3 separate regions of the Mus musculus genome follow, and all the other regions are linked to region 3. The links are chromatin loops, found by intact Hi-C in ENCODE. Cell type or tissue: heart. All regions are shown on one strand.

Region 1 (8,000 bases), 210 kb after region 3:
GTCAGGGTGGCCTGTGGGCCCTGCCTGGCAGGGGAAAGCTGTCACCATGCAAGGTTTCTAGTCTTCATGGTTAATCTTTTATATTTGGGGGTCAGTTGCAGGGCTTAGTACAAAAAGGCACTTGCCACAAAGACTAACAACTTGAGGTTGTGGCCAATGACCCACATAAAACATATGGAGAGAACTGACTCCATAAAGTACTTCTCTCACACATATGTACCATGTACACACACCATACACTGTACACACACACACACACACACACACACACACACACACACACACACACTAGTAGAAAGTTCCAAAAGACAAACAGCGTCTAGGAAAACAGAATACATAAATCCTGCACCTTCCTCCCAGCACAGCTCCGTGTGAGTGTAAGCCAGAGTCTCCTTCTGCTTCATATGCCCTTCCCTCTCGACATATCCCAGGGTGGTCCTAAGGCGAGGTGTGTGGCACCAAGGTGAGCCGCGCAGCTTGGTGGTAGATCCTGAGGAATGGTCACTTTCCCAGGTGAAAGGGCTTCTGGTTCATGGACATGAACCAGCCCTGAACAGGAGTTACAGTGCAGCCTTTGCTGGCCAGCTATGTATGGCCCGAGCACTTGCTTCCTGAAGGAAAGGAACCCTAGTGTTTAGAGCTCTGATGGTTCTCTTCCTAGGCTCTCAGGAAGTCAGAAACCTTGAAGAAATCTCTCTCTGCCATGGAGGCCAAAGTGAAGGCCCAGACTGCACCCAACAAGGACGTGCAGAGGGAAATTGCTGACCTCGGTGAGGTAGGAATGGCTTCGCTCTGTTTGTTTCTCCCTGTGTTTTTAAACTCTTTGTTTCTTTATTTGTTGTGCTTTTTAAAGACAGAGTCATATTCTATAGCCCAGACTAGCCTGAACCACACTATACCGCTCAGGCTGGCTACAGATTCGCAGCTGTCCTCTGGCCTCAGCATGTCTCTGCAAAATGAGCCACATGTTGGGGACTGGGGGTGGTGGGGTGTCGTCAAGTTCTTTGTTTGAGAAAGGATATCATGCCATCCACACTGCGCTCGAACAGCTCGTATTCTGGTATGCTGGGCTTCCTTCCTGCACGTCTTTGCAGGCTGTACTCAGAGCTGGTAAGGACCAGGTCTCAAGGAAAGCCCTCTTTATCTTGCTACTTTCTGTCCAGTGATGGCTGCTGCATTCATTAATATAGTGACTAGTCTTAAAGCCAGCAGGTATCTTTGTGTTTTTCTGTTTTCTCAGACTCTGGCCATGGAAGACTTTGGTTCAAAGACAGAAGGTGGGGTAGGGTAGAGTGGGCTTGAATTTCACCCTACCTCCTATTAGCCCAGACCCCAGATGGTCTTCTCTTCTGGTTCCAGGCCCTGGCCACTGCAGTCATCCCCCAGTGGCAGAAAGATGAACAACGAGAGACTCTGAAGTCCCTGAAGAAAGTCATGGATGACCTAGACCGGGCCAGCAAAGCCGATGTGCAGAAGCGAGTAAGGCTTGGCAGTGCCAGCAGCTGGATGAGCGCCCAGAGGTTTTCCTAGGCAGAGGCTGACAGGGCTCAGAGTCTGGTCCCTTGGCCTAAGCCTCTCTCCTGGGCTTCTTGTAGGTGTTAGAGAAGACAAAGCAGCTGATTGACAGCAACCCCAACCAGCCGCTGGTCATCCTGGAGATGGAGAGTGGAGCATCGGCCAAGGCAAGCCGCGAGGGCCGGGCTGCCCTCTAAATCTGGGCTGTGTGGTCACTTAAGGCCCACTGCTCAGTTCTAGAGTTAGGCTGAGCCCTGGAGAGATCCGGTGGCCAGAGAAGGAGGAGCTTCCTGGGGGTAGGAGGCCGACCTCAGCCAGGGTGTGGGCAGGGTCCTGCCACTGGTGGGCTCCTGGGAACAGCATCTGCTGGAAATGGGATGGTTCTCTGAGGGCTGAGTTCTCAGCTTCCCTTGTAGAAAGCAGGGCTCCCTTGCCAGTGACCTAACCTGAGGTTCTCCCCACAGGCCCTGAATGAAGCGTTGAAGCTTTTCAAGACGCATTCTCCTCAGACATCTGCCATGCTGTTCACGGTGGACAATGAGGCTGGCAAGATCACGTGCTTGTGCCAGGTTCCCCAGGTCAGAACTTCCCACAGTCCCAGTCTAAAAGCCTGCAAACCCGTATGCCAGTGGGAAACCCTGCCTGTGGCTCCTCAAGGAGGGCTTCTTCACAGCATTTGCCAAGACTGTTTGTGTGCACGCAGTCCTCACTAGAAACTGTTGATCTGTCTATCATTTGTCGCCTCCTGCGGCACCTTTACCCCTCGGGCTTTCTTTTGGTGAAAGACTTCACTCCTGGCTAATGCCTGGCTTTGCTCTCTGTCCTCACTTTGGCAGTAGCCATAGCTGCTCTCCTGTGCCAGCTATAGTGTTAGTCTGTGGTAGCATCACACATGATACAAATGGATGTTGGGGGCGCCTGCCATTCCCCCCTCAATCCCATTCTGACTACCATTTTCCCCTCCTATCTCCTAGAATGCAGCCAACCGGGGACTGAAAGCCAGCGAGTGGGTCCAGCAGGTTTCAGGCCTGATGGATGGTAAAGGCGGTGGCAAGGACATGTCCGCCCAGGCCACAGGCAAGAACGTGGGCTGCCTTCAGGAAGCACTGCAGCTGGCTACCTCCTTTGCCCAGCTCCGTCTGGGAGATGTGAAGAACTGATGGGAGGGAAGCCCTCTCGGGAAAGCAACTCGCCATCAACCAGACATGTCCGAAGGCGGGAATTCAGCCAGGAGCTCTCCTCCCGCCACGAAGACATTGGAGTCATGGGACCTCTCAGCAGCCCTGTCCGTCCTGATCCAGCGGTAATGGGAACACGCCTGGAGCTGTCCTGTGATTCATTGCCCCCCTCCATTACTGCTCTGAGCCCATTCATGTCAGCACCATCTGTCTAAAATCACTACCCAGGAATGCTTTTTAACGTCATGATCACATCTAGATGAGGTCACTCTGCCAGCCTGAGGCTTTAGGTCTGCAGAGGAAGGAAGCCTTTTCTCTGCAGAAAATAAAAAGGACCATGTGCAATACTTGGTGATGTCATGCGCTCTGCTTCTTGTCCTGAGGTGAGCCCTGGCTCCTGTATATCTGTTACGGTTCCAGCCTGTTTCTGGTTGATGGTATCACCGAATAGACTCCCAGACTCCTGAAAGTTCAGGAAATTCAATAGAAGGGTGGAGGAAAATAATTCTGAGTTGCTTCCAGTGGAGAACCACTGTTCTTAGTCTCTTAGGACAACCTCCACCATGCCTGTCCACATGCCTGTTTGAGGCTGCTGATATGAGGTCAGACAACTGATATAGGCAGTATGAACATGTAGGTGTGTCCTACTAACTGCCCCACCCCTACTGCTTTAACCTAAAGTAGGTTCAAGACCCTGGCCCAGCCCTAAAATGCAATTTGTATGAATCTACAAACAGCAGGGTCTGGAAGCAGAGATACTGTCTGCTTATGACAGTTCCTCAGAGTGTTAGAAATATCTAGTTGTACAAAGAGAGATACCGTCCATTTATTAAACAAGTGTTGAAGCAGCCAGAGGACTAATTGCACGAGTAAACAAAAACCTCTCACCTTGGGCAAGCTTATGTGAAACAGTCTGAATGCAAACTTCTAGGAATAACAACAGATCCGTTCCTTAGGACTAGCTAAAGTACCAGCATAGGAGTCCAGCTATACCTCGCCGTTCTTCCTCCACTCCGCTAGGTGGCAGCGCGCACACCTACCGCTCTCCCGATAGGCTCTGCGCGGGCGCGCATCTTTAAGCGAGCGGAAGAGCCGGGTGCGCAAGGGCAGCCCAGCAGGCGGAAGTAGCTCGCACGCCGGTAGCCGCCATGCCGGGAGACCATCGCCGCATCCGCGGGCCGGAGGAGTCTCAGCCGCCGCAGCTGTACGCGGCCGAAGACGACGAGACGCCCGCTGCTCGCGACCCGACGCGGCTCCGCCCGGTGTACGCGCGCGCCGGGCTGCTGAGCCAGGCCAAGGGCTCCGCCTACCTGGAGGCGGGCGGGACCAAGGTGCTGTGCGCCGTGTCCGGTCCGCGGCAGGCCGAGGGCGGCGAGCGCGGCAGCGGCCCTGCGGGAGCGGGCGGGGAAGCTCCCGCTGCCCTCCGGGGTCGCCTGCTCTGCGATTTCCGCCGCGCTCCCTTCTCCGGTCGCCGGCGTCGCGCGCCCCAGGGCGGCGGCGGGGAGGATCGCGAGCTGGGACTGGCGCTACAGGAGGCTCTGGAGCCCGCCGTGCGCCTGGGGCGCTACCCGCGTGCTCAGCTCGAGGTGTCGGCGCTGCTGCTGGAGGACGGCGGCTGTGCGCTGGCCGCGGCGCTCACCGCGGCCGCGCTCGCCCTGGCCGACGCGGGAGTGGAGATGTACGATCTGGTGGTGGGCTGCGGCCTGAGCCTCACCCCGGGACCCTCCCCGACCTGGCTGCTGGACCCCACGCGGCTGGAGGAGGAGCACTCCGCGGCCGGTCTCACGGTGGCCCTCATGCCTGTGCTCAATCAGGTGGCCGGGTTACTGGGCAGTGGGGAAGGCGGGCAGACTGAGAGTTGGACCGATGCTGTGCGCCTGGGCCTGGAGGGCTGCCAGCGCCTCTACCCAGTGCTGCAGCAGTGTTTGGTGCGGGCTGCCCGCCGGAGGGGTGCCGCCGCCCCACCCTGATTGGAAAAAACCGGAGCGACGAGGATTCGAGGACTGCTATCGCCCTTCTCTCCCTAAAGGACCAAGCGCTGATGGTCGCCTGACTCCGCAGAGCTGAGAAACGAAGAGTGGGGCAGTTGGGCGCACAGAACCAAAGCACTGGACAGCTCTGTTGGAAAGGTTTAAAAGGCCGTTGGAAACACGATCCAGTTGGAGAGATTTGAAAGCAGCCATACTCCCAAGTTGGAAAGGACTTGGGCTGGATTTACCTAGTAAATGAGATAAGGGGCTATGGTCTTGTAGGAGATGGACCCAGTGCAGGCCAGCCATTGGCTCCAATACATAATAAACTGATTCTTTTGAGAGGATGGACCAGGGGACTTTGCCTTCTCACTACTCAGAGTAAAACATAAAAACTATTTTATGACTGGAAATACATCTGTTGTGTTTTTTCTTGATACTAGAGTTAGAAACAATGCTGTTCTGAACTGGGTGTGTGTTGAGTCTGTGTTTTCAAGGGCTCCGAGTCATTACTGCCTTAAGTGTTCATATTAGCCCACTGTAACTAAGAAGGGGTGATGTGCTTTGTAGGAGAAACCTCGTGCCCTGGAGCATTGTCTGGGGCAGCTGCTGAGGTGATAAGTCTGAGGAGACTCCAGGACAGCCAGGGCTACACACAGAAACCCCTGTTTTTTGGGGGTGGGGGGAGGGAACTGGAGAGAGTTAAAAGAAGTTCTGGTGCCCCCCTATCCTTTCCTTTAGGACAAAATCATGTCTAGGAGTTGGGTAACTGAAGGATTATGCTCTGGAAGGACGCCCAGTCCCATCCTGGTGTCCTGTCCAGGCTTGGCTCCTGGCACTAAGGCTCAGTGCAGCAATGGACTACTCAAATGGGGACCACCTAAATACTGTGGCATCGCTTACAGCCTGGCTATTCCATAAGGCAGAGCGGGCCTGACCAGGATTATAGGGGCTTTTCTTCACTTAGGGTTGAATTGGAGGAAGCTGTGTGGCACTTATTAAGTAAGGGGTTACTTAATAAGTGTCAAGAAAAAAGTATACATTTTGGCTGGGTGGTGGTGGTACACGCCTTTAATCCCAGCACAAGAGGTTGGTTAGGTTAGCACACACAACCTTACAGCTTGGTGTCACTGTAGGGATGCAAGTGTGTTTCACTACTGTGGCTGCAGAAAAATTGACACACTACCAAGTTTAGTGGTGCGTGGGCAAGGAAGCAACCTTCATTTTGTGAGAGCCAACAGTGTTCACTGGGTTCAGGGCCCTGTCAGGTGCCTCCTGCAAGACCACCACAGTTGAATGAAAATAAAGAGATACTATACTGCTAATCTATGGGGCTTCCCTACCCTGCCCTCAGCAGGACTCATGGAAAAGACCTCAGGAGTTAAATCCACAACCACTGGGAGGTTTCCTGGGTGCTTCAGCACTTTTTTTTTTTTTTTTTTTTTTTTGAGACAGGGTTTCTCTGTGTAGCCCTGGCTGTCCTGGAACTCACTCTGTAGTCCAGGCTGGCCTCGAACCCAGAAATCTGCCTGCCTCTGCCTCCTGAGTGCTGGGATCAAAGGCGTGCGCCACCAACGCCAGCACTTCAGCACTTTCAATGCCCAAGCGCCAGAAAGGTGACTTCAAGTTTCAAGGGAGTGACTTCCAAAAATACAAGGCAAGAAAACAGGCCACTTAAGTACCAGCTGAACAAAGTCTGGAAGGTTTCCCACCTCCTACTGGCTACACTAGTCCGATGCTGGATTCTTCACCTGTAAAGAATAGAGGGGCTGGTTTAGAGAGCAGGAGGCACAACCTGGGAAAGATGGCTAAAATGTGCTCAAATCTAGTTCTTCCATTCCCCTCCTTCAGACCTTTGGGAAGTCTGAGGCTATTCTAGATTCTTTGGGGGATGGGAGGGGTGCTGGAGAGTGTCTAATCTAAGCATACCCACTAACCCAGAACCAGCAGGCAGGAGCAGACATTCTCTCTGCAGCACATTCTTTTCCCAGGACAGTTGTGACTCAGGCCATAGGCAGCAGTGAGGACCTTCCTGAGCCCATGCAGCCTGGGTTAGGCAGGGCTTTATGAGGGAATTCACTGATAACGGAGGAAGTTACAGGAGGGCAGAGAAAATTTAAGGCCCTTTACTGCTACACAAAGGGCCATTACATTTAGATTGTCTCACCCTAGAAACATTAGCATGCCACAGCCCTGGGGAGGCAACCAATGGGATGAGGCCAGAAAGGGGAAGAAAGCCAATGTTTTGTTGTGTTTTGGGGACAGGGTTTCTCTGTGTAGCCCTGGCTGTCCTGGAACTCTGTAGACCAGGCTGGCCTGGAATTCAGAGATCACCTGCTTCTACCTCCCAAGGGTTGGAATTAAACGTATGTGCCACCACCTCCTGGTTCAGGAAATCAAAATTTAACAAGCTTAAAGAGGGAGGGGGGTGGGGGGGGAAGACTTGGCATATGGAATGTACAAAGTACAGTACAAAGTCAGAGTTCCTCTGCCTCCCTTCCAGAAGATGGTATTTCAACCCAAAACTGACCTAACCCAGTGTCCAAATACCTGGCAGTAACCACTGGTATAGCTGAGCCAACCAAACCCAGAGTCAAGGGGCTAAAAAGCAGAGGAGAAGGGAGAAGTGGCTGTCCTAGGGACTGCTCTTGGGTATAGGTTGGTTGTAAGCCTGTACTGGCTGGCTTTGTTTGTCAACTTGACACAAGCTGGAGTTATCACAAAGAAAGGAGCCTCCCTTGAGAAATGCCTCCATGAGATCCAGCTGTAAGGCATTTTCTCAATTAGTGATCAAGGAAGGAGGGCCCCCTGGGTTGGTAGTCCTGGGTTCTATAAGAAAACAAGCTGAGCAAGCCAGAGGAAGCAAGCCTGTAAAGTAACCTCTCTCCATGGCCTCTGCATCAGCTCCTGCTTCCTGACCTGCTTGAGTTCCAGTCCTGACTTCCTTTGGTGATGAACAGCAGTGTGGAAGTGTAAGCTGAATAAACCCTTTCCTCCCCAACTTGCTTCTTGGTCATGATGTTTTCTGTAGGAATAGAAACCCTAAGACAAAACCCATCTGTCCCTACTACTTACTCTCTGTTCCTACATAAACCACATGCTCTGTCTTTGCCCATAAAAAGGCCACAAGGACCCAAGTAAGGTGAAAGAGAGCAGAGCATCCCTAATTACCCCTTGTATTGCCCTGAGCTGCCTGCTTCTTGGTAGGCCCTCTGGCCCTTGGATGCGTGACTCAGTGTTTTGAGAAGTCCTTACTTCCAGGACACCTGTCCCCTTCACTGTCCTTTGTTCCTGTTTAGAGAGCCAACAGTCAAAGTTCGGAGATCCCAGCTGGCTC
Region 2 (8,000 bases), 240 kb after region 3:
AGAATGAATTTATGAAATTCCTAGGTAAATGGATGGACCCGGAGGGCATCATCCTGAGTGAGGTAACCCAGTCACAAAAGAACTCACATGATATGTACTCACTGATAAGTGGATATTAGCCCAGAAACTTAGAATACCCAAGATACAAGTTGCAAAACACATGAAACTCAAGAAGAATGAAGACCAAATTGTGGTCACTTTGCCCCTTCTTAGAATTGGGAACAAAACACCCATGGAAGGAGTTACAGAGACAAAGTTTGGAGCTGAGACGAAAGGATGGACCATTTAGAGACTGCTGCACCCGGGGGTCCATCCCATAATCAGCCTCCAAACGCAGACAGTATTGCATACGCCAGCAAGACTTTGCTGAAAGGACCCTGATATAGCTGTCTCTTGTGAGGCTATGCCAGTGCCTGGCAAACACAGAAGTGAATGCTCACAGTCACTTGGATGGAACACAGGGCCCCCAATGGAGGAGCTAGAGAAAGTACCCAAGGAGCTAAAGGTGACTGCAACCCTATAGGTGGAACAACAATATGAACTCAGTACCCCCAGAGATCATGACTCTAGCTGCATATGTAGCAGAAGATGGCCTAGTTGGCCATCATTGGGAAGAGAGGCCCCTTGGTCTTGCAAACTTTATATGCCTCAGTACAGGAGAATACCAAGGCCAAGAAGTGGGAATGGATGGGTAGGGGAGTTGGGGGGGAGGGTATGGGGGGCTTTTGGGATAGCATTTGAAATGTAAATGAAGAAAATACCTAATTAAATATGTAAAATAAATTAATTAAATAAATAAATAAATAAATAAATAAAATTTAAAACAAAACAAAACAAACAAAACACAGAGCGGGGAGGCAACACCTGTGCTCAGCTCCAGGTCACATCACACCCAAAGTTAGGTTCATCCCAGATCTGGCTAGAGTAGGAGACACAACAGAAATCATGTACTGGGGGAAATGGCATATCATTCTTCCTATTTTTAATTTCTTTTGGGACAGGGTCTTACTATATAGTCCTAGCTAGCCTGGAGCTTACTATGTAGACCAGGCTGGACTTGAACTTACAGAGATCTGCCTGGATCTGCATCCCTAGTGCTGGGATAAAAGGCATGAGACACACTCCTGACCTATTTTTATTTTTATTCTACTTTTATCTTTTTCTTTTCTTTTTTTTTTTTTGATTTTTTTTTTTTTTTCGAGACAGGGTTTCTCTGTGTAGCCCTGGCTGTCCTGGAACTCAGGCTGTAGACCAGGCTGGCCTTGAACTCAGAAATCCACCTGCCTCTGCCTCCTGAGTGCTAGGATTAAAGGCGTGTGCCACCACCGCCCCGGCATATTTTTTGATTTTTTGAGACAGGGTTTCTCTGTGTAGCCTTGGCTGTCCTGGAACTCTGTAGACCAGGCTGGCCTCGAACTCAGAAATTTGCCTGCCTCTGCCTCTCAAGTGCTGAGATTAAAGGCGTTTTGTTTGTTTGTTTGTTTGTTTTTTCTATTTTAATTTTTATTAGTTTAATTTTTTTCAAATTTGTTTTATGTGTACAGATGTTCATCTACATGTATGTCTGTGCAGCACACGTGTGCCTAATGTCTCTAGAGGCTAGAAGTGGGCATCAGAGACCCTAGAGCTAGAGTTACAGATGGTTGTGAGTCACCACATGAGCGCTAGAAATAGAACCCAGGTCCTCTGGAGGGCAGCCAGTGCTCTTAATCACCCAGCCATCTCTCCAGCTTTTGTTGTTGGTTTTGTTTTTTTGAGACAGAGTTTCTGTGTAGCACTTTGGTCTTGGAACTCCCTGTGTAGACCAGGTTGGCCTGGAATTCAGAGATCCACCTGCCTCTGCCTCCTGAGTGCTGAGATTAAAGGTGAATGTTACCATCCCCACCCCCAACTCCATCCTTTATTTTATTTTTGTATGAAGTCCTATGTGTGAATGTGGGCATTTGAATACTATGGCGTGTGCATGCATAGAGATCAGAAAACAACCTCCCGTGCCAATCTTTGTTTTCCAGCTTGTCGAAACAGGTTTTTTTTGTTTTTTTTTTTTTTTTTTTTTTTTTGGTTTTTTGAGACAGGGTTTCTCTGTGTAGCCCTGGCTGTCCTGGAACTCATTCTGTAGACCAGGCTGGCCTCGATCTCAGAAATCCGCCTGTCTCTGCCTCCCAAGTGCTGGGATTAAAGGCATGTGCCACCACGTCCGGCAGGTTCTTTTATTTTAATGCTGTGTATGCCAGGCTAGCTGGCCCATGAGTTTCTGAGGACTCTCCAGTCGCTGCTTCCCAGCTGTCTGCACTGGCACTGAGGTTACAGAGACATGCTTCCATGTCTAACTTTATGTAGGGTCTGAGAATTTGAACTTGGGTTCTCATGTTTGCACAACTGCCCTCCTTCTTTGTGTGTGTGTGCATGCACACCAGGGTCTCACTATTTAGTCATGGCTGGCTTTGTATTTAATATATAGTGCAAGGTCACCTCAAACTTACTGCAATCCCCTTGTCTCGACCTCGAAAGTCCTTAGCTTAGAGGTGTACTTAACCACACAGAGCTTGTCGTTGTTTTGTTTTTTAACTATGAATTGAAACTAAGGCTTCATGTTGGCTAGGGAAACCCCACCACTGAGCTATACCCCCAGTCTTCCCACCCACATTTTGTGTTGTGTTGTTTTATATTTGGTTGTTAGGTTTTTGCTGCTGCTGCTGTTTCTCACCCTCTAGAGATGATCTCAGTGAATTTCCCAGGCTGGCCTTGCTATCCATGAATGTAGCTCATTTGTTAGAGTTTGTCAAGCATGCATGAATCCCTAGGTTCAATCCCCAATACCACATAAAGGTGACATGGTGGCACATACCTGTAATCTCAGTACTCCGGAGGTGGATGAAGAATTCCAGATCACCCTCCACCATAAGGCAAATTAGAAGCCAGCTTGGGCTACAAGAGACCTTGTCTTTATGGCCCCCTTAAGAACAACAAGAACAAAGAAAAACGCAAGACAATAACAACCAAGCAAATTTTAGTCCTGCAGCAGCCTACTGAGTTGTTGGGATTACAGTTCCTTCATCTCTGTTCCTTCTTTACCATAGCAGTCACTCTGAGTTATCAGTCTTAGAGGGGATTTTCTTAGTCTGATTTGAGTTTCTTTTTTTTTTTTTATATATTCAAGTATAATTTTTATTTTTATTTATTTTTATTTTTTTATTCCCGTATTTTCCTCAGTTTACATTTTCAAATGTTATCCCAAAAAGTTCCCCCCATTTCCCTTCCCGCCCCAAATTCCCCCTTACCCACTCATTCCCACTTTTTGGCCCTGGCGTTCCCCTGTACTGGGGCATATAAAGTTTGCATGACCAATGGGCCTCTTTTTCCAGTGATGGCCGACTAGGCCATCTTTTGATACATATGCAGCTAGAGTCAAGAGCTCCGGGGTACTGGTTAGTTCATAATGTTGTTGCACCTACAGGGTTGCAGATCTCTTTAGCTCCTTGGATACTTTCTCTAGCTCCTCCATTGGGGCCCTGTGATCCATCCAATAGCTGACTGTGAGCATCCACTTCTGTGTTTGCTAGGCCCGGGCCTAGTCTCACAAGAGACAGCTATATCACGGTCCTTTCAGCAAACACTTGCTACTGTATGCAATGGTGTCATCATTTGGAGGCTAATTATGGGATGGATCCCTGGATATGGCAGTCTCTAGACGGTCCATCTTTTTGTCTCAGCTCCAAACTTTGTCTCTGTAACTCCTTCCATGGATGATTGTTTCCAATTCTAAGAAGGGGCAAAGTGTCCATACTTTGGTCTTCGTTCTTCTTGAGTTTCATGTGTTTTACAAATTGTCTCTTATATCTCGGGTATACTAAGTTTCTGGGCTAATATCCACTTATCAGTGAGTACATATCATTTGAGTTCTTTTTTTTTTTTTTATTAGGTATTTTCCTCGTTTACATTTTCAATTCCTTCCCAAAGGTCCCCCATACCCACCCCCCCCAATCCCCTACCCACCCACTGCCCCTTTTTGGCCCTGGTGTTCCCCTGTACTGGGGCATATAAAGTTTGCAAGTCCAATGGGCCTCTTTGCAGTGATGACCGACTAGGCCATCTTTTGATACATATGCAGCTAAAGACAAGAGCTCCCGGGTACTGGTTAGTTCATATTGTTGTTCCACCTATAGGGTTGCAGTTCCCTTTAGCTCCTTGGGTAATTTCTCTAGCTCCTCCATAAGGGGCCGTGTGACACATCCAATAGCTGACTGTGATCATCCACTTCTGTGTTTGCTAGGCCCCGGCATAGTCTCACAAGAGAGAGCTATATCTGGGTCCTTTCAGCAAAATCTTGCTAGTGTATGCAATGGTGTCAGCATTTGGAAGCTGATTATGGGATGGATCCCTGCATATGGCAATCACTAGATGGTCAGTTTCTAATTAACCCTAACAGTTCACTCAACGAAGTATAAGGGATACAGGCAGCCAGGTCACTTCAATACACAGGTTCCAGCGCCACCTAGTGGTCAGCCTGAGGACATAAGCAGAACCAAGTCCCATCTGGTCTGTGGGGCAATTACAGTTAAATCAGTTAAGATTGGGGGAAAAAAAGATCTTTTAATAAACTTTAAAACACACTCACCTGAGTGGAGGTATCAGAGCCCCTGGATCTGGAATTACAGATAGTGGTGAGCTGCCATGTGTGGTTGCTGGGATCCAAATCCAGGTCCTCTGGGAGAGTAGTCAGTGCTCTTAACCACAGAACCATCTCTCCAGACCCCTAAAAAGCTTTTTTAAAAGAAAGGAAAGAAGACTGTGGAAACACCAAGGGACCCCAGTTTCTTGGAAAGGCAATGTTCCACCAAGGAGATGGAACTTTCATCAGCTGAATATTGAGTATTTAAGAGACGAAAGGGCCTTTCCAGAAAAGTTGGGAGAGGCATCTGGGGTCGTGAGATTTTGAATTCAGCCGGGCATAGTGGTGCACACCTCTAGCCCAGCACTCAGGAGGCAGAGGCAGGTGGAGCTCTGTGAATTTGAGGGTAGCCTGGTCTACACAGTGAGTTCCAGGAGAGCCAGAGCTACACAGAGAAACCTTGTCTAGAAAACCAAGTGGAAAAAAAAGATTCTAAGTTCAGAACTTTCCACAGCACAGAAGGAAAGGTGTCAAGAGGACGTTTCTCCAGGCAGCTCCAAGACAGAGGGCTGGGGCTGGTGAGATGGCTCAGTGGGTAAGAGCACCCGACTGCTCTTCCTGAGGTCCGGAGTTCAAATCCCAGCAACCACATGGTGGCTCACAACCATCCCTAACAAGGTCTGACTCTCTCTTCTGGTGTCTGAGGACAGCTACAGTGTACTTACATTAAAAAAAAAAAAAGACAGAGGACTGGATTAGATACAATCTCAGACCCTAGTATCACACCTGGCATGGTCCTAGATTGTCTTGAGTGCCAGTATTTGGAGAAGTGCTTGTTTTGTTTTATTTGTGTTTAGCTCTGGTTGTCCTAGAAGTTGCTGTGTAGACCAGGCTGGCCTCTGCTTCCGTGTGCACAATCAACTATCCTCTATTTCATTGTTTTCAAGAGAGGATCTCTCTATAGCTCTGGTTATCCTGGAACTTACTATGTAGATCAGGCTGGCCTTGAACTCAAGGAGGTCTGCTTGCCTCTGTGTCTTGAATGCTGGGATCAAAGGCATGAGCCACGACATCCAGCTTAGTAAACTAGCTTAATTCCCTCTACTCAAGGATCTGGAATGTTCTCAATACCACATGCTAACTCTACCCAGGAACATTAGTGGGCTGAGGGCAAACAACACTCAGAAGTACAAAATTACAGTGGTGTCTGATACATACCAAGATTTGACTGGAGAGTTAAGTGTGAACTAGAAAACCCTTTCATGAAATAAGTTGTATAGGTTTCTATTTCATCTGTTCTGAGGAAGGAAGGAAGGACTGTATATAGGGCTGATGGGAGCCTACAGTTCAAAATAAACTTTCCTTCTTTTTTCGTTTTACTACTTACCTGACATTCCCGAAAGCTAAGGCACCAGAACCAAGCTGTGGAGAGGAGCTCCGATTCCAGTCCTTGCTACTCAGAGAACGTCCTGGCCTGGATCCTTAGAAACAAGGGCTAAAAATATCTTCCCACTCTCACTCTCTCTGTAGTCAACATACACACAAGGATGCCAAGTGTTTTCAAAGGACAAAACGTTAGCTGCGTTCAGATCTTCCAAGGTACATTTTTCATCGCCAAAGGATGATGATTCTCCAAGGGATTTTCAGCATAGAGAAGTCAGGAGCCAATCATGGAACACCTCTGATGATTTATGGGAAAAAAGGAGAGAGAAGGCAAAACTATAAAAAACAGGTCTGGGGCTGTCACTCAGGGAGAGTGGGGTTTATTTATGTGTAGGACCTAGGATTGACCCCAACAGAGTATCAGCAAAAATCATAAAAAAACCAATCACAAAAGCAAAAATATTTCACTGGTCTTGAATGCATTCAAAACTGTGCTGGTGGCTGTAAGAGATTACAAAAACCAAATCTTATCACTGACAACACAAAGAGCTTGTGGGAAGCCACATGTGCCATTGCAGAGTGGCACTGACTACTGCTGGCCACCACACATAAGTTTGGACAAACAACCAATGTGTACATATGCAGTAAAGTTTTTTGCAAAGACACTGCCTGGCCCGGGCATGATAATGAGGCTTTGAGAGTATAACCAATCAGATGTGAGACATGCAAATGAGGTATGATAATGAGGCTCTGTGAGGTACAGAGAGAGAAAGAGAGTAGCCAATCAGATGAGGAACATGCAAATGAGGCGTAGTGCATAACCAATCCGGGTGTGAGACACGCCTCTCCTAGGCCTATATAAGCAGCACCAGTTCTGGGCTTGGGGTCTCTTCGCCTCTACAATCAAGCTCTCCCAATAAACGTGTGCAGAAGGATCCTGTTGCAGCATCTAGTCTGGCGCGCGCAAGAAGAGCTTTCAGACTTAACACTTATTTTATCTTTTATTTTCGAGACAGTGTTCCTGTATGTACCTCCGGCTGTCCTGGAACTCCCTCTGTAGACCAGGCTGGCCGCAGACTCACAGGGACTCACCTCCTTCTGCTTCCCAAGTGCTGGGATTGAAGGTGTGTGCCATCACTGCTCGGATAGACTTAGCAATTTCTAGTAGAGTCAGTAACAGTTGTGGGTGAGAGAAACATTCCCTACGTGTGACACATAGATAACACACCACCTCATTTCATTCACCCTGTCCTGTAGATAACTAGGTTGCTACAAAGTTTGTATGTCTGGAAATTGTAAGTAGGCAGATGGCTCAGGAAAAACAACAAACAAACAACAAAAAACAAACCCAAAAACCTTTGGTTCCCTGACAAATTAAAAAAACCTATCCCCAAATATTTTTGATTGGTCAGTGTCTTTTCATTTTCATTTTTTGGGGATAGGTATCATTAAAAACTTAACCAAAAATGTGAAAGGATTCATCTACTAGGGGCTTCCAAATGTCTTGAGCTTAATGTTTCAGGAGAACAAGGGCAACTGAATGTGTGGTGAAGCAAGCCACTTGGGAGGTGGAGGCAGGAGGACCAGGAGCTAAGTCATCCTCTGTACCTATTTGAATCCAGCCTAGACTGAGACTTTGCCTATAAAAACATACACATAAATAAATAAATAAATAAATAAAACAAATAGACTTTTTTTTGGTTGTTTTTGTTTTGTTTTTTTGAGACAGGGTTTCTCTGTGTGGCCCTGGCTGTCCTGGAACTCACTCTGTAGAATAGGCTGGCCTCGAACTCAGAAATCCATCTTCCTTTGCCTTTCAAGTGCTGGGTTTAATGGCGTGTGCCACCACTGCCCAGCTACAAATAAACTTAAATAAAACAAATAAACTAAAAAAAAAAAAAAAAAAAAGGAACCGGGTAGAGTTGAGTCTTACTGTCAGTTCTCATCTGGGCAGTCTTGGAGAAATTCATGGCTAGTGAGTTGGGTATAAACTAAGCAAGCTGGG
Region 3 (8,000 bases):
GAAACACAAAGCAAAACAAAACAATGCATCTCAGGCTAGCCTCAAGCTCCGACTGGCCAGAACTCGTGCTCACAGTAGTAGTACCTCACCTCCAGAGTGTTAGGTTACAGGCATCAACTATGACACCCATATTCTTTATATCAAATTTGATGTCAAATTAAGAACCAGCTCTGGGAAGCTGGAAGAGGACTACCAGGAGAGGCCATTTTAGACTAAAGTGTGACTACCGTGACTTACAAAGCTCACGTCTCACACAATTTGGGAAGATACGCCCCTGAAACTGAGTGACAGATAATACACGAGAATTTAACACAAACCCCACACACACCAACATTTGTTTTCTTGTAAATGGGAAACATTTTGACAAAAGACAAGCAAAATATATAGTAACTCACTTCCATCCACAAAAACACTACCTGTAGCACTTACCAGAGAAGTTGCCATGGATGGCAAAGCTGATGCCAGTGGCCCGCTGTAAGGTCAGGTTGTACAGAAACATGGTGACAAGCAAAGCTGTGACCCTCAGTCAACTCTTGGTTACAGCAACGGTTTCAAGGCAAAGCAGACTACGGACACAAAAACAGAATTGTTGTTTTTAAAAGAAGCCCTGTCTGGGAACTTCTTGTTGAAATCAGAACAGGCAGAGCTAAGAGTGCTTTCTCGACGTGCCTCCTAAGCTCGCAGAGGCCCGGGCTGCAGTCTCAAGAGGGGAAAAATACACCACCACTTATATGGTGGGCACCGTTCTAGGATACTACATCTTTTGCTTTTCATTTCACATGAATTCTATGAAAGCCTGCACATTGGCATGAACACTCAATAGGCCGAGGCAGGAGGATATCTGCAAGTGTAAGATAAGTATAAGCTGCAGTGAATTCCAGAATGGACAATTCAGAAATAGCTATCCTGGAACTCAGAGATCCTCCTGCCTCTGCCTCCAGGCACTGGGATTAAAGGTGTGTGCCACTACACCTAGCAACACCCATTTTAGGTATTAAAAAAAAAAAAAAAAAAAAAAAAAAAAAAAGACAGGAATCATGGCTCTCTTCTGTAATCCTAGCACTCGAGAGGCAGAGGAAAGAGAATCACTCTGTTCAGTGCCAGCCTGAGTCACACACTCAGTTCCAGCCTATGATACAAAGAGAGGCCCGGTCTCAAACAAAACCAAACTTCTTATGGTCAAGGGAACCCTAAGCTCAAAAATCCTATCAGTTGGACAACATAGAGCAAGTGGTTAAATGCCAGAACCTACAACTTGCTCAATTAACAAACGTGCCTTTTGTGATTTTTTTTTTTTTTTTTTTGCCAGACAAATGAGAACCTACAGTTAGCTGTAGTTCAAGGGTCTACACATCCACATTATTCAAGGCTCTAAAAACCTCAGATTCATTTCCCAGAGACCCCATTCTCTCTCTGGGTTATAAATCTTACCAAACTTACATCTTTCCATATGCTTATATATGTGCATGTTCAAGAACATATATTTATTGCATATTTTATGTGCTGTCTTTAACCAAAGGATGAATTTTTTTGAGAAACCAACAAGACAGCTTTCTGCTACAGATACCGAGAATCTTACTCAATGCCTACACTATAATTCAGTTAGCGAAACTGTTAACGCTACATATAAGCAAATGAAGTTATACCTCTAAGATTTAGTCCTAAAATACCTAATAAACTAATATCTCTAAGGCTTATCCCTAAAGGTTGAACTGGCACTGGCAGCTTGAGGGTAGAGGACCTCACAATTTACAAGGCTGTCACGGATGAGTTCCGGCTGCACCATAAGCAGCGAACGTGATGTTATGACTTTGGACATTTGCTTTAACAGGGGGGAAGATGGTACCTTGCCTCGTAAGGCTCTGTATGCAGAATTTCGTGTTTGAGGCTACGAGAAGGAAACCTATGGCCTTGGGCAAGTGCTCTCTACCATTAGGTTTGGAGGATTAAAATGAGCACCTACTCACTCAACACCAAAACAAACGGATCTCCTGGCTTACTGAAGAGGTGCTTCCTGGAGGAATATCCGGTATCAGGTAACCGTAACAGCCAAACCGTGGAAAGCTTCCTCCCCCGCCTCTGCCTATAATCTCCGGTTCCACCATCACCTCCTTTTTATCTTGCACAGTCTTCAAATGGGTACTATTAGCCTTCGGGTTTTTTTTTTCTTTCTTTTACAGTAAACAGAGGTTCAGAGGAGAAACAACATTTTGCCTAACTACCAAATGCACAAGTTCAAACCAGATCCCCGGCTCCCGGGCGGTTTCTGATAGTTGCACATTTTGAACAAACAGAATTTTTACCCCTTGCTGATTGAATAGTCTTTCAATCTCGAGTCTTCCTATGCAGCCTCGGTGGGACTCCCACTTCCTCAACCTCCCCCGCGTGGTGGAAATACACGAGTGTGCCACCACGTTAAACTCGCAAGCCTTAAAGGACTCGTTCCCACTCTGAAGACACAAGTGGGCGAAGAGTCCACGAGGCCATTTGCCCACGGCAAGCATTTCCCTAACCTCACGCCTACCGAACCTCTCGGGCCTAAAACTGCCCCTGCGGCTCCGGCCGAGGTGCCGGGCAGCTCTCTCCTATGAGCGCTCTCCACTTCCTCCGCGACAGAGAAGCTGGGAGGCCACTTCTTTACCCTGCTGCAAGAAGGATGGCTTCGGTACCCGACGGATGCTGAATCGCTTCAAGGCCTAAGCCACCGCCACTGCCGATCCGCCGGCGTCCGCCATTAGCCTTCAAGACGGGCCTTCGGGTGCCGCGCGACGGGAAAAAGGTATCTAGCCCCCGCCTGATAAATAGATGTAAATTTGGGATGTTTTCATCTTGCACCTGAAGACTAATGAGTTATCTAAAATTTATACGTTACGGTAAGTTTTCTGTAAAATAGAAGGTTAGTTTTAAAAATAGACTTCCAATGGTTTTGATCGGGCATATCTGTGGGCAGCCCCAAAGGTCACCGCGCCAACGCAGAGGGGACCTCGCAAGCCCGGAAGCGCCCACCGGGAGCCAAGATGGCGGAGGTGGAGTCTCCGCTGAAATTGTCAGGAGCTCCTCCGCCACCGGAGGGGGTGGGAGGAGGACACTGCTCCGAAATCTCCACCGAGCTCATTCGCTCTCTGACAGAGCTGCAGGAGCTGGAAGCTGTGTACGAACGACTCTGTGGCGAGGAGGTGGGGAGCTGAACCTCCTTTTTCCTGGAGGATCCGGTGGCAGAGGGCATCACGGGTGTCGATCGCTTTACCAGGGAAAACGAGAAAGCAGCTTCCCAAGAGGCTTTAATGTAGTTGGGCATTTGGGTACACCTGTCAGTTCTACTCAAGCTTATTTGACCTGTTACCTGGACTACTTCCTTGGTCTGCCTCCGTATTGATTTCCCTGACGAGTAAAACTGGAAGTGGTGTGTGTGTGTGCGCGTACATGTATGTATTACATGCACACATACATATGTGTATACCGAATTGGCTTGACTTCAGAATAAGAATTGCTTTGGCTTGGGAAGTGAAAAGTTACGAAAGTTTCTTCTCGACTCATTTAAAGGAGAAGTTCCTTTCTATTTAGCTTGAAGGTCTAAGACTTTTTCTCTTGGAAGAAATGATTATGTGTGTATTTTTAGCATTTCAGTTAAGTGTAGGCATTTGGATGTTTTCTTATTTTGAGACGGCCTCGGTGTTGCCCATATTGTCTTCAAATTGGCTACCTTCCTAGAGCAACCTCTCAAGCTACTGGCATTATAGGCGAGCTCACAACTCCCTAGAAGTTTGAAATCTCCCTGTTAGGACTTTGAAGTTTTAAGACTAAGGCGCAGCTGTCTGGTCTCGGACAAGTGATTTCATCTCTTGTACCTCGGATGTGTGGTCAATCAAGTAACAGGTGTGGAAAGGATTCGGCTTCCTTTCTATTAATAGCATGCTATATCTCTTTATATACGTTTGTTTCTTTTCCATGGCAGTCTGGTGCTGTCAGTTCGTGGATGGATTCCTTGCAAGTCAGAAGATGTAACCTCTCACCTAAAAACCTTGGCAGCTGTTTTTCCCAGGGAACTTTTTTTTTTTTTCTTTTTAGATAGGCTCTAACTATCTAGCCCTACCTGGCCTGCAACTCACTATGTAGACCAGGCTTGCAGTGAACTCAGTAATCTGCCTGCCGCTGTCACTCAAGTGCTGGGATTAATGTCATGCAGCTCTCAAAGCGCTCTGAATAGAGGAAAAGAGAGTTGTTACTACCTTTGAATGTTTTCAAGTACTGCCTTGCATCTGCTCCAGCAGTTCCCACACAAGTAGTGGTTTAAAGTTGAGTGCTCTTGACTTAACATTCCTAAGTCTATATTCTTTGAAGCAATTAATACATTGGGGAAATTTTTGCGGTCTTATAAAATGTAGTAGCGTTGGCTTTGTGTTTGTTTTTAATGACTGCAAATTTTCCTCTGCATCCGTCTTAAGACTGCCTTTATTAAACTATTTAGCTAAGACTGTGGAACTGTTTTCTGCACACTGTGTTATGTGCCTTTATTATCCTGTTTTATTTGCACAGAAATCCTATAAGGTACATATTGAAATCCGATGAGGTACATATTGCTCTCCTTACTTCATAGGAAAAAAAAACCAGAAATTGAGCTAAATATGCTGTATACCTGTAATCCCAGCATGCAAGAGGCTGAAGCAATAGGATCTAAAATTCATGAACTACACAAAACTCCTGTCTCAAAGGTGCATAAATTGAGGTAGCACAATAAATAAATAGCTTCACTGGCGTAGAAATATAATCACCCCCTCTGAACACTAAGTATGCAGAAAGAAGGGATTAAAAAAAAAGAAATTTATGGTCTCTTTGGCAATTTCATTTCTTTAGCTACTATATTTTATTTTGTTCCTTTTAAAAGTGTATGTGTATGAGGAAGCAAGTGTGTCATAGCACAAGTGTAGAAGTTGGGGGACAACTTCAAAATTGCTGTGTGAATGCAGACGATCAAATTCTAGTCATCAGACTTGGAGGGAGGAGTCCTCCTCCAGTCCTTGTTTTGATTCTGAGACAGGATCTCAAATTGCCTACATGGTCAAAACTGGCATTTACTTCTGTTCCTCCTGCCCGCCTCCTGAATGTGGAATAACAAGGGAACATCACACATCTGGATGAGCCACTACATTTTATAGCGTCATTGTTTAGAACACTGCACAAGTGTTGAATATTTATTTGTTTCCATTGTGTTAGTCATCTGCTAGATAGAATAAGATATACTGAAAAACAAACGGGGGGGGGGGGGGGGCGTTATGCACATGCATAATCCTAGCACTTGAAGAGAAAGGAAAGAAGAATTCAAGGTCATCCCATGTTTCAGAACAAGTGAGAAACCATCCTGAGTTACAGGGGACCTTGCATCAAAACAAGCATGAGAAAAAGTACACAGCCAATTATTTAGTCCAACAAAACCAAAGCAGCATTGAAGTCCAAAGGGACTGTAGTGGGAGGGAAAAATTTTTGAATTGAAATTCACCTTTTAGCTGTGTTGAGTTATATAAATGTATTTGTTATAAGTTTGTTTGTTGTCTTGAGATAGGGTCTCTATGTAGTACTTGTTGTCCTAAATATGTATGCAAGACTGGCTTCAAACACAGAGGTCCAGATGCCTCCTCCTAATGCTGGCATGTAAGATTTATGTTATTTCACCTGGCTTAATTTAGATAACTCTTAAAGTTCTTTCTACCTAGGGGTAGAGATGGAGTGTAATATTTAAACACTTGCCTAGCATGTACAAGATCTTGAGTTTAATCCCCTAGTCACTTAAAAAGGAAATTACTTATATCCCTTCTGATGGTGTTTGTCTGTTTCAGAAAGCGGTGGAGAAAGAACTGGATGCTCTTTTGGAACAGCAGAACACCATTGAAAGTAAGATGGTCACTCTCCACAGGATGGGGTGAGTATGTACCACAGCAAAAGTTGTACATTCCAGTAGGACCACAGGATAAAGTTAGTTTTCCTAGCCCCATAGTCCAGTCTCTTGGGAAGCTAAGGTGGGAAGCTTGCTGCAAGTTCGAGGCCAGCCTTGGTTATAGAGCAAGGTACTGTCACAAGAAAGGAAAAAAAAGGATTCTTTTTTCTAACAGTGTTTTATTACCTGATAGGCATTTAAAATGGAAAGGAACAGTAGCTCACAGTAAGCACCTAAGGATATACACTTTGAGAGTTATCAACAGGTCCTTGGAACTGTGAATGGTGGCTCAGATCTTTAATCAACCCTTGGAGGGAGAGATAGAATTATCAGGAGTTCAAGGCCAGCCTGGAACACATGAGACCCTGTCTAAAAAAGGAAAAAAAAACTTTGGCTTTAGACTCCAACCAGGCACGGTGCTACACAACTTAGGAAGTAGGGGCAGGTGGATGTGGGGCTCAAGGCTAACTGTAGCTACATAGTGAACTAAGAAGCTAAACTTGGCTATTTCTAGCCTTCTCAAAAAACAAATCAAAAATAATCTCCTTGACCCACTTGGAACCTTAATAGAAATATGAATTGTGGCTGGGCAGTGGTGGCGTACACCTTTAATCCTAGCATTGGGGAAGCAGAGGCAGGTGGATCTCTGAGTCTAAGTCAACGTAGACTACGAAGAGTGAGTTTCAGAGAAGCCCTATCTAAAATAAACAAAAACAAAACAACCAAAAAAATATATATAAAAGAAAAGGAATGCAAATTCTGGAACCCTCACCCTAATCTTCCTGAATTACAGGCTTTGTTGTTGAGGCCCAGAAATATGTATTTTAGTACATCTTCCAGGTGTTTCTGATTTGCAGTTCAAGTTTAAGAACTACTGCTCTTACCAATCTTATATTTGCTGAGCATTGTGGTGGATGCCTATAATCTTAAGCATTCAGGAAGCTGAAATAGGATCTCAGTTTGAGGCCAGCTTGAAACCTGATTCAGAAGGGTAGAGGGGAACGAGAGACCCTGTCTGTGGTTCCATACACACCTTTAATACTTAATATTTGGAAAGCACAGATAAGAGATCAAGAGTCCAAGGTTATTTTCTGCTTACACAGCGAGTTTGAAGCCATCTTGGCCCACATCAGACCTCATTTCAAAGCAAGCAAAGAGAAAGCTGGGAGTGTGGTTCAGTGCTAGAGCATTTGCTTAGCTCAATCCTCCTACTCCCTCCCCCCATACACGGCATATATACACACAGGAGAGAATTGCCAAATAGGAAAAAGAAGTGAGAGTAGAAGACACCTGGGGAAAAAAACCACAAACACCTCATATCCCCTCTTGTTCGTGCCTTCTGTCTGTGCCTTGACAAACTCTGTCTCTAGTCCCAGCCTGCAGTTGATTGAGGGAGACGCAAAGCAACTGGCTGGAATGATCACCTTTACCTGCAGCCTAGCTGAAAACGTGTCGAGCAAAGTCCGTCAGCTTGACCTGGCCAAGGTAAGCCCGCTGAGCTTTTGACGTTTTAGCTCACAGAGGGAGGGAAGAAGTTACACCTAGATAAGAACCAGCAGTGAAATGCAGTTCAGAACCAGAACCAGAACCAGATAAGACGCCACACCGAGACTCCAGGCCAGTAGCGTCTGTGCATATCAAAATCAAAATCCTCAATTAATACTAAAAGCAAATCGAGCAACATATAGAGAAGATTATATACCACGAGCGGTAGGAGTGCAAAGCTGGTGTTATGTGTGAAAGTTAAGTAGTGTAGTAGAGGGAATGGAGGTGGCGCTTGATAGAGCACTGCCTAGCACGCATCAACACCCTAGGTTAGAGCCCAGCACAGCAGTGTTATCTTTCCAAGTATCACGTACTTCTTGATTCAGTTATGAGGTTAACAAAATAAATACGGATTATTCCCATTCGTGCTTTGATTTTTTTTTTTAAAGATTTTATTTAAGTATGTGAGTACACTGTCATGTCTTCATATACACCAGAAGAGGACATCCCATCCCATTACAGATGGTTGTGAGCCACCATGTGGTTGCTGGGAATTGAACTCAGGACCTCTGGAAGAGCAGCC

Evidence for each region. Peaks named below come from ENCODE experiments on the same cell type or tissue, not always from the same donor. Only the 100,000 strongest peaks of a DNase experiment are listed, where the experiment ranks them.
Region 1: it touches region 3 in a loop (8-fold over the local background); 13 of 42 quality-filtered maps call a loop at or near these places.
Region 2: a loop joins it to region 3, with 2.7 times the contacts of the local background. A loop is called at or near these places in 4 of 42 quality-filtered maps.

What each region holds. Positions count from the first base shown.
Region 1 is chr8:111,052,530-111,060,529 of GRCm38, forward strand. Aars (alanyl-tRNA synthetase) reads left to right here. Exons shown (of 21, transcript NM_146217.4): 17 at 662-775; 18 at 1,360-1,479; 19 at 1,596-1,682; 20 at 1,980-2,093; 21 at 2,490-3,040. The coding sequence ends at 2,675. Exosc6 (exosome component 6) reads left to right here and starts at 3,810. Exons shown (of 1, transcript NM_028274.4): 1 at 3,810-5,135. The coding sequence starts at 3,842. The coding sequence ends at 4,663. It overlaps Gm38523, which reads right to left. Exons shown (of 5, transcript XM_011248573.3): 5 at 6,168-6,414. The coding sequence ends at 6,391. In heart, a CTCF peak has its summit at 3,717 (motif pointing right); DNase peaks (open chromatin) are centred at 1,522, 2,682, 3,772 and 4,462; H3K4me3 peaks cover 2,195 bases; H3K27ac peaks cover 2,306 bases.
Region 2 is chr8:111,085,797-111,093,796 of GRCm38, forward strand. It overlaps a transcript of Clec18a not described here. Among named protein-coding and RNA genes, the nearest start is that of Pdpr, 4.9 kb to the right of the region's middle. In heart, a CTCF peak has its summit at 4,518 (motif pointing left); a DNase peak (open chromatin) is centred at 4,465.
Region 3 is chr8:110,844,034-110,852,033 of GRCm38, forward strand. It overlaps Sf3b3 (splicing factor 3b, subunit 3), which reads right to left and starts at 2,770. Exons shown (of 26, transcript NM_133953.2): 1 at 2,642-2,770; 2 at 430-566. The coding sequence starts at 499. It overlaps Cog4 (component of oligomeric golgi complex 4), which reads left to right and starts at 2,991. Exons shown (of 19, transcript NM_133973.2): 1 at 2,991-3,176; 2 at 5,835-5,917; 3 at 7,303-7,417. The coding sequence starts at 3,018. In heart, a CTCF peak has its summit at 3,069; DNase peaks (open chromatin) are centred at 2,698 and 3,008; H3K4me3 peaks cover 3,360 bases; H3K27ac peaks cover 2,031 bases.